Linked DNA regions of Homo sapiens: region 1 is linked to region 2. The links are chromatin loops, found by intact Hi-C in ENCODE. Cell type or tissue: endothelial cell of umbilical vein. All regions are shown on one strand. Links, peaks and the distances in the headings refer to the core of each region. The heading gives the core; the rest is flanking DNA.

Region 1 (5,383 bases), core at 181-5,180, 130 kb before region 2:
ACAGAGAAAGAAGAATTGTAGGAATTGAGAAAGAATAAAATATGGTGCACAGTAGAGAAATTGGCTTTAGGTAAGAGTAGGGTCAATTCACCCATTATATGTGAAAGGAAAACGGAGAATATCCACAGTTGCGTATAAAGTGGACTGACTCAGTGAATGGAAGGAGTAGATGTTTTCTTCTGATTAATTATACTTTTGCAGTTCGATAGAAAGGAAGGTCTCGGCTGAAATTTAATATTGGTGGCCATGAAGGAGGAGAAAAATGAGAGTGTAAGGGGATACCTCGCAAAACTAATAGGCCATGCTAAGGAGCACTCAAGGTTTGATGTTACAAATTTAGACTGAGACTAGTTCAGTTGTTGTTGTTGTTGTTGTCGTCATTTTCTGGCCATGGTAGCTGCTTGGTTATAGATGTTAGGGAAAATTGAATTCAATCAGGTTCAGGGGTTTGCCAGAAGGTCTAAGGAAAGAGGCGGGGATAAAAGGGTCTTAAAGATATATGCAAGGAGTAATTGCAATGATGAACCACAGACTCTAAGATACATAAGTGAAAAGCTGATAGAATCAATTAATTGGAAGTACCAATGGAATCAATAAATTGATGAGTTGGGCATGGTGGCACATGCCTGTAATCCTGGCTACTCAGGAACCTGAGATGGGGGAATTGCTTGAGCCCAGGAGTTCAAGGCTGCAGTGAGCTCTGATCACACTACTGCACTCCAGCCTAAGCAACATAGCAATACCTCGACAACAACAAAAAAAGTGTTGAAATGGGGAGCCTAGAGGAAATAAGCCATAAACATAAGAGATAGAATTCAAAGACTGGGACGCTTGAAATTAAGATTTTGGAGGTTGTGAAACCATAGGCGATGACAAAGATACGACCATTAAAGTAGGTGGCTGAGGATATAATGATGGAGGACATATCATTATAAGTGAGGAAAACAGTGAACAGAGAGGCCAGGGTGTTGATGGACTATCTAGGGGCATGCCAATGACAAGAATGATGCCCAGAGTCAAGATGGTAGGAACAACAGTGAACCGGACACGAAGATCGTCAATAAGAGGGGAAGGAGTAACCAGGAGAATGGTAGAGAATTGCAATGTGAAGAGGTAAAGGCAGGTCTAGTTTGATGGCATGAGTTTCAGAAGATCAAAACTGTTTTAGGAAATACTATGACCAATGGCTTGGAAAGAGCAATGGGGAGCCAGGAGCTACCTGCCCCACCTCTAGGCCTTGTCTGAACAGAGAGCATGAGGAAAGGACCAGCCATGTGTGAGAGGGCTTCTGAAGAAGCTAAGCTTTCAAGGGCAGCCAGACCTCAGTCAGAGCAGCACTATGTTGTTGTTGTTGTTGTTGAGACAGGGTCTTGCTCTGTTGTCACCCAGGCTGGAGTGCAGTGGCACAATAATAGCTCATTGCAGCCACAATCTCCTGGGCTCAAGCAATCCTCCCATCTCAGCCTCCCAAGTAGCTAGGACTACAGAATGGCATGGGCTATTTTTTTGTAGAGACAGTCTCACTTTGTTGCTCCGGCTGGTCTCGAACTCCTAGCCTCAAGCAATCCTCCTGCCTCAACCTCCCAAAGTGCTGAGATTACAGTCATGAGCCATCACACCTGGCCAAAGCAGCACTATCTGATAGCAATATAATGTGAACCACATACATAATTTTAAATTTTCTACTAGCCACATTTCTTTAAATCAAACAGAAATAGGTAAACAATTTAATAACATATTTTACTTAATACAATATAGACAACATATTGTCATGAGAAACCATGGAGACCAAAAGGAAGTGACAACCACATTTTTGAAGGGCTACAAGAAAAGAACTGACAGCATAGAATTTTTTTTTTTTTTTTTTTTTTTTTTTTGAGACGGAGTTTCTCTCTTGTTGCCCAGGCTGGAGTGCAGTGGTGCATTGGGCCTAGTTAATTACTAATCTCAGCTCACTGGAACCTCCGCCTCCTGGGTTCAAGTGATTCTCCTGCCTCAGCCTCCTGAATAGCTGGGATTACAAGTGCCTACCACCAAGCCCGGCTATTTTTTGTATTTTTAGTAGAGATGGGGTTTCGCCATGTTGGCCAGGCTGGTCTCAAACTCCTGACCTCAGGTGATCCGCCCACCTCAGCCTCCCGAAGTGCTGGGATTACAGGCATGAGCCACCGCGCCCCGTCAGCACAGAATCTTATACCCACCTAAGTATCCTTCAAGATAGTTTAAGTTCCTTTTTTCATATGAAGTCTTCAAAATCCAGTATGTGTTTATGCTGATACCGCATCTCAATCTGGACTAGTCACATTTCAAGTGTTCAACAGCCACATATGGGTAATAGTGGCTGCATGGGAAAGCTCAGAGTTAAACAAGAAGGTGAAGGAAATGTTCCCAGATGAGAACGAAGACAGGAAATTGTACTGATGACACACTCTGAATTCCAGAGGCTCAGAGGAATGACTGAGGGTCACAGAGGTGTGGGAGCATGAGTCGGATGAGAGAATGTTCTGAACCCCATGGGAAAAACGGTAGGAGTAATGAAGGTTGACCTTGAAGGCTTGGACTTGGACTTTCAGTAGTAACTGAAGTAAACAGGTCCATAAGTGCTGGAGGATTTGTCCCAGGGCTCTCCTGCAGGGATGGGATAATCACCTCTCATTATAGCCTGCTCTAGGGCACTGGTGCCAGGCAATTTGTATCGGAGACAAAGAGAGAATGGAGGGATGGGGCCTGGTGGATTATCAGAGCCCTTGGGCTGTGTAGTGCTCCTTGGGTCCTGCCGAGGGAGGGCCTCAGGCTGGGGGAGAACCCAGAGTGCTCTCTGTATTCCTGCCCCAGTCTTGCTGCTGGCTGTGCGGGGTAAAAATAGAGGAAGCATGACGGGGAGTGGGGGGCTGGGCAGGGTTGGTTACTAAACAAAATAGCATTTTACCTGAGAAAAATAACACAGAATAGTGATACTGATGGCTGTCCTTAGCTAAAGGATGCTGACAACATTTTAAAAAGGAAATGAAATAAACAGAGCAGACTCAAGAAGGGGTGGAGAGAAGGCAAGAAAAGAGAAGCAGGCGGGAGAGGAAGAACAGAGGGTGTGGAGCAGGTCAGGAAGAGGGACTCAGAGGGGAGGAGTGAGCAGCAGGAAGCCTTCAGGCATTTTGTCCCCCTTGTTTCCAGGGACCCTAAGAAGATCAGATATCCATGGACTGGTGGCCCCTGTCCTGCAGATGGTGACCGTCAATGCCTAAGATCCAAGCCCTGCTCCCAGGCACACCCATCTAGACCCAAGGACACTTTCTCATTGCTGACGGGCTAGGCTGGCTGTGTCCCGCTTGGGTCTCCCCTGCTTCCCCCACAAAATCATGTGCATCCACAACTTATCTCATCTGTCCTTGGAATAAACCATAAATCCCTTCTTAGCATCTGTTTCCCATCAGAGTTCTTCCAAGGAGAGGGGCTGCTCCCCAGCCCTCAGCCAGCTCGTTCCCTCCAACTTGTCTTGTCAGTGCTGACTGTCCGCCTCAGAAATGCACCTCCCAGGATCAGAACAGTAGCTGCAGCATCTCCAAAGGCTTAGCTGCACTCCAAGCTTGTCCTCGGAAGTTTAGAAATGAGGAAATAGCCAGCAGCTGTTCTCAACGAGAAGGTGCAGCCAGCGTCCAGCCAGCAGCAGTTCTGCAGGGTGGGAGGTGGAGCGGGGGCGCGTGTGAAACTTCTCCCAGGCAGGTCCCCACAAGGTGGGAGAGGCAGCGAAAGCCTGGGGGGGAAGCTTCACTGTGATTAAAATGGTCTGCCTCATCCAGCAGCATCTTTGAGCGAAACATTATCTCAGTCTGTAAAAAAGAAGCCTGTGAGAAGGTTTCACTAGTTAGTCTAATTTTGGAATAGCATTCTACACAGTTCCGAGGGAAAGAATTGACACTTGCTAGATTAATTCAAATTGGTTTAACTGCAAACAGAATCACATTCCCCCAGGGAGTCAGACAACCCCATCTCAGGAAGAAAGGGATGTTTGAGCCTGTCCTGAGCTTGAGCCCTCAGGGTCATGTCCCATCTTTACTATCCTCGCCTCAGGACTCCCCCCCAACCACACTCAAGCCCCAGCCCACTCTGGCCTGACACACCCCATTCAATGCACAGAGGGGGCTGCCAGGACCATGCTGAAGGCAGGGGTAGTCACCTTGCCCTGCCTCCCTCCGCCTTCCATTTAAGGAAGGAGTGCCTTTAGAAGTGACCCCCTCTCAGCAGGCAGATTCCCTTTGGCTTGGAGGCATCATTATCTATCTTTGAGGGGCGTCTTTTGCAGCATCAAATTTTTTCTCCCATTTTTCTTCGGTGGCTCTAGACAGAGATTGACTGAGTGCAAGCCTGGTTCCTCTGTTTACTGGCTGGGTGGTTTTGGACTTCCCAGGCCCCCATTTCCCATCTGTCAAATGGGAATCCTGACAATAGCACTTTCATGATAGGGGTACTGTGTGGGCTTAAATAGGTAAAGGACATAAAAAAAGACCATCTCTCTTGCAGAGTAAACACCTGGTAAATATTCGCTGCTTTTAGGGGATATCTTTGTTATCTGCTGTTCTTTGAGGGTCTAATTCTGGCCTCACTCTATTCTTGGTTAATTTCTTGTAGCTACTAGTTTTACATCTACGTTCATCTTTCAGTGTAAAATGGTCCCCTTTAACCTCCCCAAACAAATGCATTCCTCACTTCTACAGCTACAACCACCATCACCACCATCACCAACTCTTCCTGCGAAGAATCTAAATTAAAAACAAAATCCTTCAGTGACACCAAAAAATTAAATGCCTAAAACCATTATACCTTCCCTCTCTATGGTGGGTTGTTTTTTTGTTGGTTTGTTTTGTTTTGTTTTGTTTTCATAGAGGGTGTCACTCTGTGGCCCTGGCTAGAATGCAGTGTCTTCATATGGCTCACTTTAACCTCAAACTAATACCTGGGCTCAAGCATCCTCTCAATTTCAGCTTCCCAAGTAGCTGGGACCACAGGCACACACACCAACATACCTGGTTAATTTTTTTTTTTTTTTGAGACGGTGCAATCATGACTCACTATAGCCTCAACTTCCTGGGCTCAAATGATCCTCCCACTTCAGCCTCCCAAGCAGCTGGGACTACAGGTGCACACCACTACACCTGGCTACTTTTTTTTTTTTTTTGAGACAGAGTCTTGCTCTGTTGCCCAGGCTGGAGTGAAGGTGTGTTCTTGGCTCACTTCAACCTCTGCCTCCTGGGTTCAAGCAATTCTCCTGCCTCTGCCTCCCAAGTAGCTGGGACTACAGGCACATGCCACCACACCCAGCTAATTTTTTAACTCCTGAGCTCAGGCAATCTGCCCGCCTTGGCCTCCCAAAGTGCTGGGATTATAG
Region 2 (5,383 bases), core at 132-5,131:
TTTCATTTAATAATCAAACCAAGTCAATATTACAAACCAATAATGTATTTCTCTAGAGTTCATTAAAGAAGAATGTAACTTTGATAATTGTAAAGAAATTTTTCAGGCTGTCACTTTGTTAATAAATCTAAGGCTAACTCATGCCTAAGATGTCTCTGAAAACAGCCTTTATGATGAATATCCAGTGTAAGTTGTAAAAGAGAATTTGGTCTATTGATGTAGAATGAAGAGATCTGAAGCATATGGGGCATATTTATATAGTGACTTCAGAGTACAAAAGAAATATAGACAGTGGATGATTGATAAGTTATAAAGATATGATGTATCACAGACTGTGCAATTATAAGATTCTCATATATCATACACACACACACACACACACACACACACACACACACACACACGAGAGACAGAGAAAAACATAACTACATATAAGGCCTATGTTAGGGGTTCAGTTAAGAAGAAGAAATGGCAGAGAGTGACAAGTGATTAATTCTTTATGACATGGGTGTTTCTGCACCAATAGGAAAGACAGTGAGTGGCAGGGACCATTGGTGAGCTTAAGGGAACTTCTTGTATGATGCAATTTGTTGCATTTTTAAAGTGTGCTCTGTTATATCATGTCTTTAAAGTAGCTTTAAAGTAGCAAATTTATATCTACATTCCCTAATATATTTTTTCTATTAGTTTCTTAATTTATGTTCCAAAAATCAGACACTGTTCCATTTAGCCCATTCTGTGTAATACCTAAGACAATACTAATAGCACTGGCATCTTAATACTATATGGAAATATCACAAGCATGTGTCATGTCTATAAAGATAAAGACCACTCGTTAAGGATGAAGAAAAAGTAGGTCAGAGAGAACAAAGATCTCAGAACAAGGAAATTTAAATAGAGACCTTAAGGACACATTTACAAACTTTCATTTAAATTACAAACACACTTATACACGCACACGTATATATTTTTATACATGCTCACATGGTTATATCTCTATGTAGATATATTTAGACATTCGTTTTATTTTTAAAATATTTTTCAAAAAAGCTTATAAGCAAACCATATTCAAATAAAATATATAATGATTAAAGTTATTTGATCTAAATTGAAAAGGCTTTCAAAAGTTTATAAAGATCACTACAGACATGACAGTAATGTTACTTTTTTAAAAATCAGGGATATAAAGTAAGCATTAAAAAGTACTTCATTAAGGATTTAAAGTAACTGTGAAAGGATTTTACCTTTATTGTTAAACAAAAGAAAATGAAGAAAACTTAAGCATTACTCTGGAGGAATTCTTAATAGATTACCTGAATAAATTAAGAGTTTGGTCAAACCTCTGGAGGCAGATTAAAGAAATGTTAGGGCCGGGCGTGGTGGCTCAGCCTGTAATCCTAGCACTTCGGGAGGCCAAGGCAGGCAGGTCACCTGAGGTCAGGAGCTCAAGACCGGCCAGGCCAACATGGCGAAACCCCACCTGTACTAAAAATACAAAAATTAGCTGGGCGTGGTGGCACGCACCTGTAATCCCAGCTACTTGGGAGACTGAGGGGGAAGACTGCTTGAACCCGGGAGATGGAGGTAGCAGTGAGCCAAGACTGCGCCACTGCACTCCAGCCCAGGCGACAGAGCGAGACTCCATCTCGAAAAAAAGAGAAAGAAATGTCAGGTTATGTTTAAGGAATACTTATACCTATGAGACCAAACTTACAGAGCATTTACTTTGATGCATTTTATATAATATTTAAATTGAGAAAGAAAGAAAGAAAGAAAGAAAGAAAGAAAGAAAGAAAGAAAGAAAGAAAGAAAGAAAGAAAGAAAGAAAGAAACTGATTACTGATCTTACTAGGGCTAAATGGTTAAAGGAGAATAACTGAATTCCTAATGACACATTTTGAGCATTTGCTTTTTCTTAAGTTAATCATTCTTTTTTTCAGTAATCTAAATTGATTTTATTTTCCAACAGATTTTTTAATGGATCATTACTAAAAATATTTAAAGGCAAAGATATGAGGTATACTTATTTTGACTAAAAGCAAAGATCTTACTTTACTATGTCCTGTGACACAAAAAGCACATATAAGCAGAGTATGCAATGTCTTGGCAAGTTTCTAAATACATTTCTTCACTTCTAATGGGGGTAAAAAGATCTATTATTTGTTGCCAGGGTTTCTTGGCCCAAATCCAAGGCAAGATGACCTTGTCCTTGAATAAAACAACAGGATATGCTTCCTCTCAGTCCCCTCTGCTAGCAAGCACAGTGGAAAATCATGCCAAGAGATAAGTTTATTTCATCTCAGGAAATATATCTGTTATAACAGACAAAATAAAGATCAGATAATGAAGAGGTGGAGTCTTACCCAAAAGAGGCATAACCTAGCCTCTACAATTAGTCCTGGTGCTTTTTTTCTACATTGCTAAGGAAAATCCATCAATCAAAATATACTAAAGAGACACTCTACCCAATGTTTACAGACAAGGTCAAACTGTCATGGTAATATAACACATTTTTTGTTAATTGAGTTTTCTTAAATCTGTTCCAGTTGAAAGATAGGAAGGAGAGGTGAAGAAAGAGGTTACACTCCTTTGCTGCATCTTCAAAATAGTCATTAATTTATCTGGTATTCTAACATCCTCCACTCCATCACCTGTACTGACCTACTTCTCTCTAACACAGTCTACTCTAACAGTGATGATTTCATTGTTTTTCCTCAAACCCTCATATTCTTCTATAGTTTCCTGCCTTGGGCCCTCACATGTTATTCTTCCAGCCTAGAAAATCCTTCTCTATACTGTACTCTTAACAGCTGATAAACAGTTTTAAATTCCAACCATACCCTTTGAACACATGGAATTCATTCCAGATGTAATCTGTCATCTAACTGCAAAGACCAAACAAATTTATAAGCACCAATTAGAAGAATTAATAAAATTAAGCACTGCATATTAAGTGATCCTGATTCATTAAGATAGAGATAAATATGAAGAGATAAGGACCAAGTCAAAGTCAAGCCAAGAACACAGCAAGCTGAGAAATGAGAAAAGAAAATGAGCCTGAAGTGTTTATAATCAAGCCAGCTTGTCCTAAAATAAAAGAGCACAATCTTGTATGTTTATAAGGGAAAGAATGTAGATTATAGAGGGCCTTAAGTGACCAATAGCAATTTAGAAAATATGGTTAAGTTACATTATATCCTTCTTGGTTAAGGGGCTTATGTATGATGAAAATGATACTTATGGCTAACAAATGAATCGTGGCCTGTATGGACTTAAGGGAGGTGATCATGATTGAAGTCAGGCTGCACTGTATATGCAGGGTTCACTGGGGCAGAAACAGGCGAGACAAAATGGCAAGGTTCAGGACTTCTGGTAGAACACAAATGGCCACGGTCAGGCACTCAGAGGTTACAAAGGGAATAGGCAGAGGAAGTTGAGACATGGAGCGTATGTTTAAAGAGTTAAGCAGCAAAAAGGAAATGTACATGGTAAGACCAAACACAGAAAAGCAGAAGGAAGAAAGGAAATGGGCTAAATGGCAACTATTCCTGACCATCTCAACTCAAGTCTCAACATGATTTCAAAATGGATAGATGTATTATTGACTCAGCCAAGCAATGAAAGTTTTATAAAATGATTTTGATCATGATATTCTTGCTGCTTGGAATGTCACATATGCCAGGAAAAAGATAGCTGCAGGAAAAAAGCACTTTTTCAAGTTGTGTATTCCACTAGTTAATACTAACTCTGATAATTATGCAGTCTACACACCTGAAGTAGACTAAATTTGGTCACATAGGGGTAGGTAGTACAAGTCTGTGGTTAAGGCAATGGCTATAAAATCAGACAAACTGGGGTACCAATGATGGCTCTACCACTTACTAGTAATATGTCCCTGAAAAAAATTCTTTTTAATCTCAGTTTTCTCATATGTAAAAAGGTAATACTGTTTCTTAAGAATTGAGATAATATGTAATATAGTGTCTGCTATGCAATACATTACTCAATAAGTTACAGCTACTGCAATTTATTCCCTATATTTAAGTAGGGCACTTTCTTATGTGTACTACCATTTTTATTATTATTTAATCATGACTTGGGCTGTGATTTAAGTATAGCACACTACATAAATCAATTTCTACAAAAATGTAAAATTTAAAACCATGTTATCAGTTTGATAGCACCAAATCAATTTATTTTAAAACTTTTTTTAATTTACAAAGTTTCAAATCCATCCTATATTGGGAAATTTTCAAAGGCATCTGAGCTGGGCAAGATGGGGAGAGAAGAGCTCCACTTTAAAAAAACACAACAGTTGGTAAATTGAGTAAAGAGACTTTTAATGCTAACAATTTCCCTAACTTAATGAGCCTATAAAACTTTTTTCATCTACCATCTATTAACAGTCTATTCAACTAATGGTCTACAGGAGTCTTTTGAAAAATGCAGTCTCATAATACATTTCTGAAATGTTAGCAACCTCCTCTTATTTTAAAAAGAAATCACAAGATTTTTACATTTTTATATTCACAAAACCATGAGATTCCTCCGAAGACTAACTGAAAAGCACCACATGACTATAAAAACACAGCCCAGTGCTGGGTGCATTTCTGGTGACACATGGGTATTCATCTTAGTATTATCAATCAACCACATAAAATGGAAATAGGGGGAGGTGTAATAAAATATGTAAAAATTACTAGTTAAAAAAGTTGAGACTTTATTAATCCAAAAATTTAAAGAGAAATTCAATGGTATTTATCGTACGTCTATTATGTGCCGGCAACTGAGGTATGCACTGAATGAGACAGACAACAAATAAAGAATAAAGCCCATGAGATCTGAAAGGTTCTGATAAAGTAGAAAAACTGAGCTTACTATTTGTGCCTAATCATAGCTAAAAAAAATGCCCCCACCCCAAATTTAATGGTTTTTGTTTTCTAGTACTGCACTACCTGCTGCAGTCAAAGAAGCAAAGCCACTTAAAAGCCCACAAACTTTTTGAATAAGCAAAACAGAAGTATTTGTGAATTTAATAAATTCTATTCATTTGAAATTAGCTCTGACACTATAAAGCCTCATAGGATGAAAGAGGGGCCTTCTCACTCATTTTTACCCAACAACTATATTGAGTCACTTATTGAGAGCCTGAGTAACTATTTTCTTATTCAACTCCTCACATACAATTAAAATTTTAAAGGTCTGATTATTACACAGCAAACTCAATAGAACCAAAGGACTAGTCAACAATTATACAGCCAGACCTTGATGTTGTAAGCTGCCAACTCTGCTGCATGTGACATCTTGAGATGGCAAATTCTAGTATTTCAAGTTCTAACCAAAGTGTCATGGGCAATACCACTCACAGATTTCTATAAATTGC

Evidence for each region. Peaks named below come from ENCODE experiments on the same cell type or tissue, not always from the same donor. Only the 100,000 strongest peaks of a DNase experiment are listed, where the experiment ranks them.
Region 1: a loop joins it to region 2, with 2.0 times the contacts of the local background. A loop is called at or near these places in 1 of 110 quality-filtered maps.

The regions. Positions count from the first base shown.
Region 1 is chr4:159,399,237-159,404,619 of GRCh38, reverse strand. No RefSeq gene overlaps it. Among named protein-coding and RNA genes, the nearest start is that of MIR3688-1, 270 kb to the right of the region's middle. RefSeq lists an enhancer at 2,098-3,297. In endothelial cell of umbilical vein, for the core only: no CTCF peak of the experiment used is centred there; a DNase peak (open chromatin) is centred at 2,439; H3K27ac peaks cover 1,465 bases.
Region 2 is chr4:159,270,076-159,275,458 of GRCh38, reverse strand. The region is part of intron 7 of RAPGEF2 (Rap guanine nucleotide exchange factor 2); the gene reads right to left. Among named protein-coding and RNA genes, the nearest start is that of MIR3688-1, 140 kb to the right of the region's middle. In endothelial cell of umbilical vein, for the core only: no CTCF peak of the experiment used is centred there; DNase peaks (open chromatin) are centred at 2,198, 2,808 and 3,318; H3K27ac peaks cover 1,996 bases.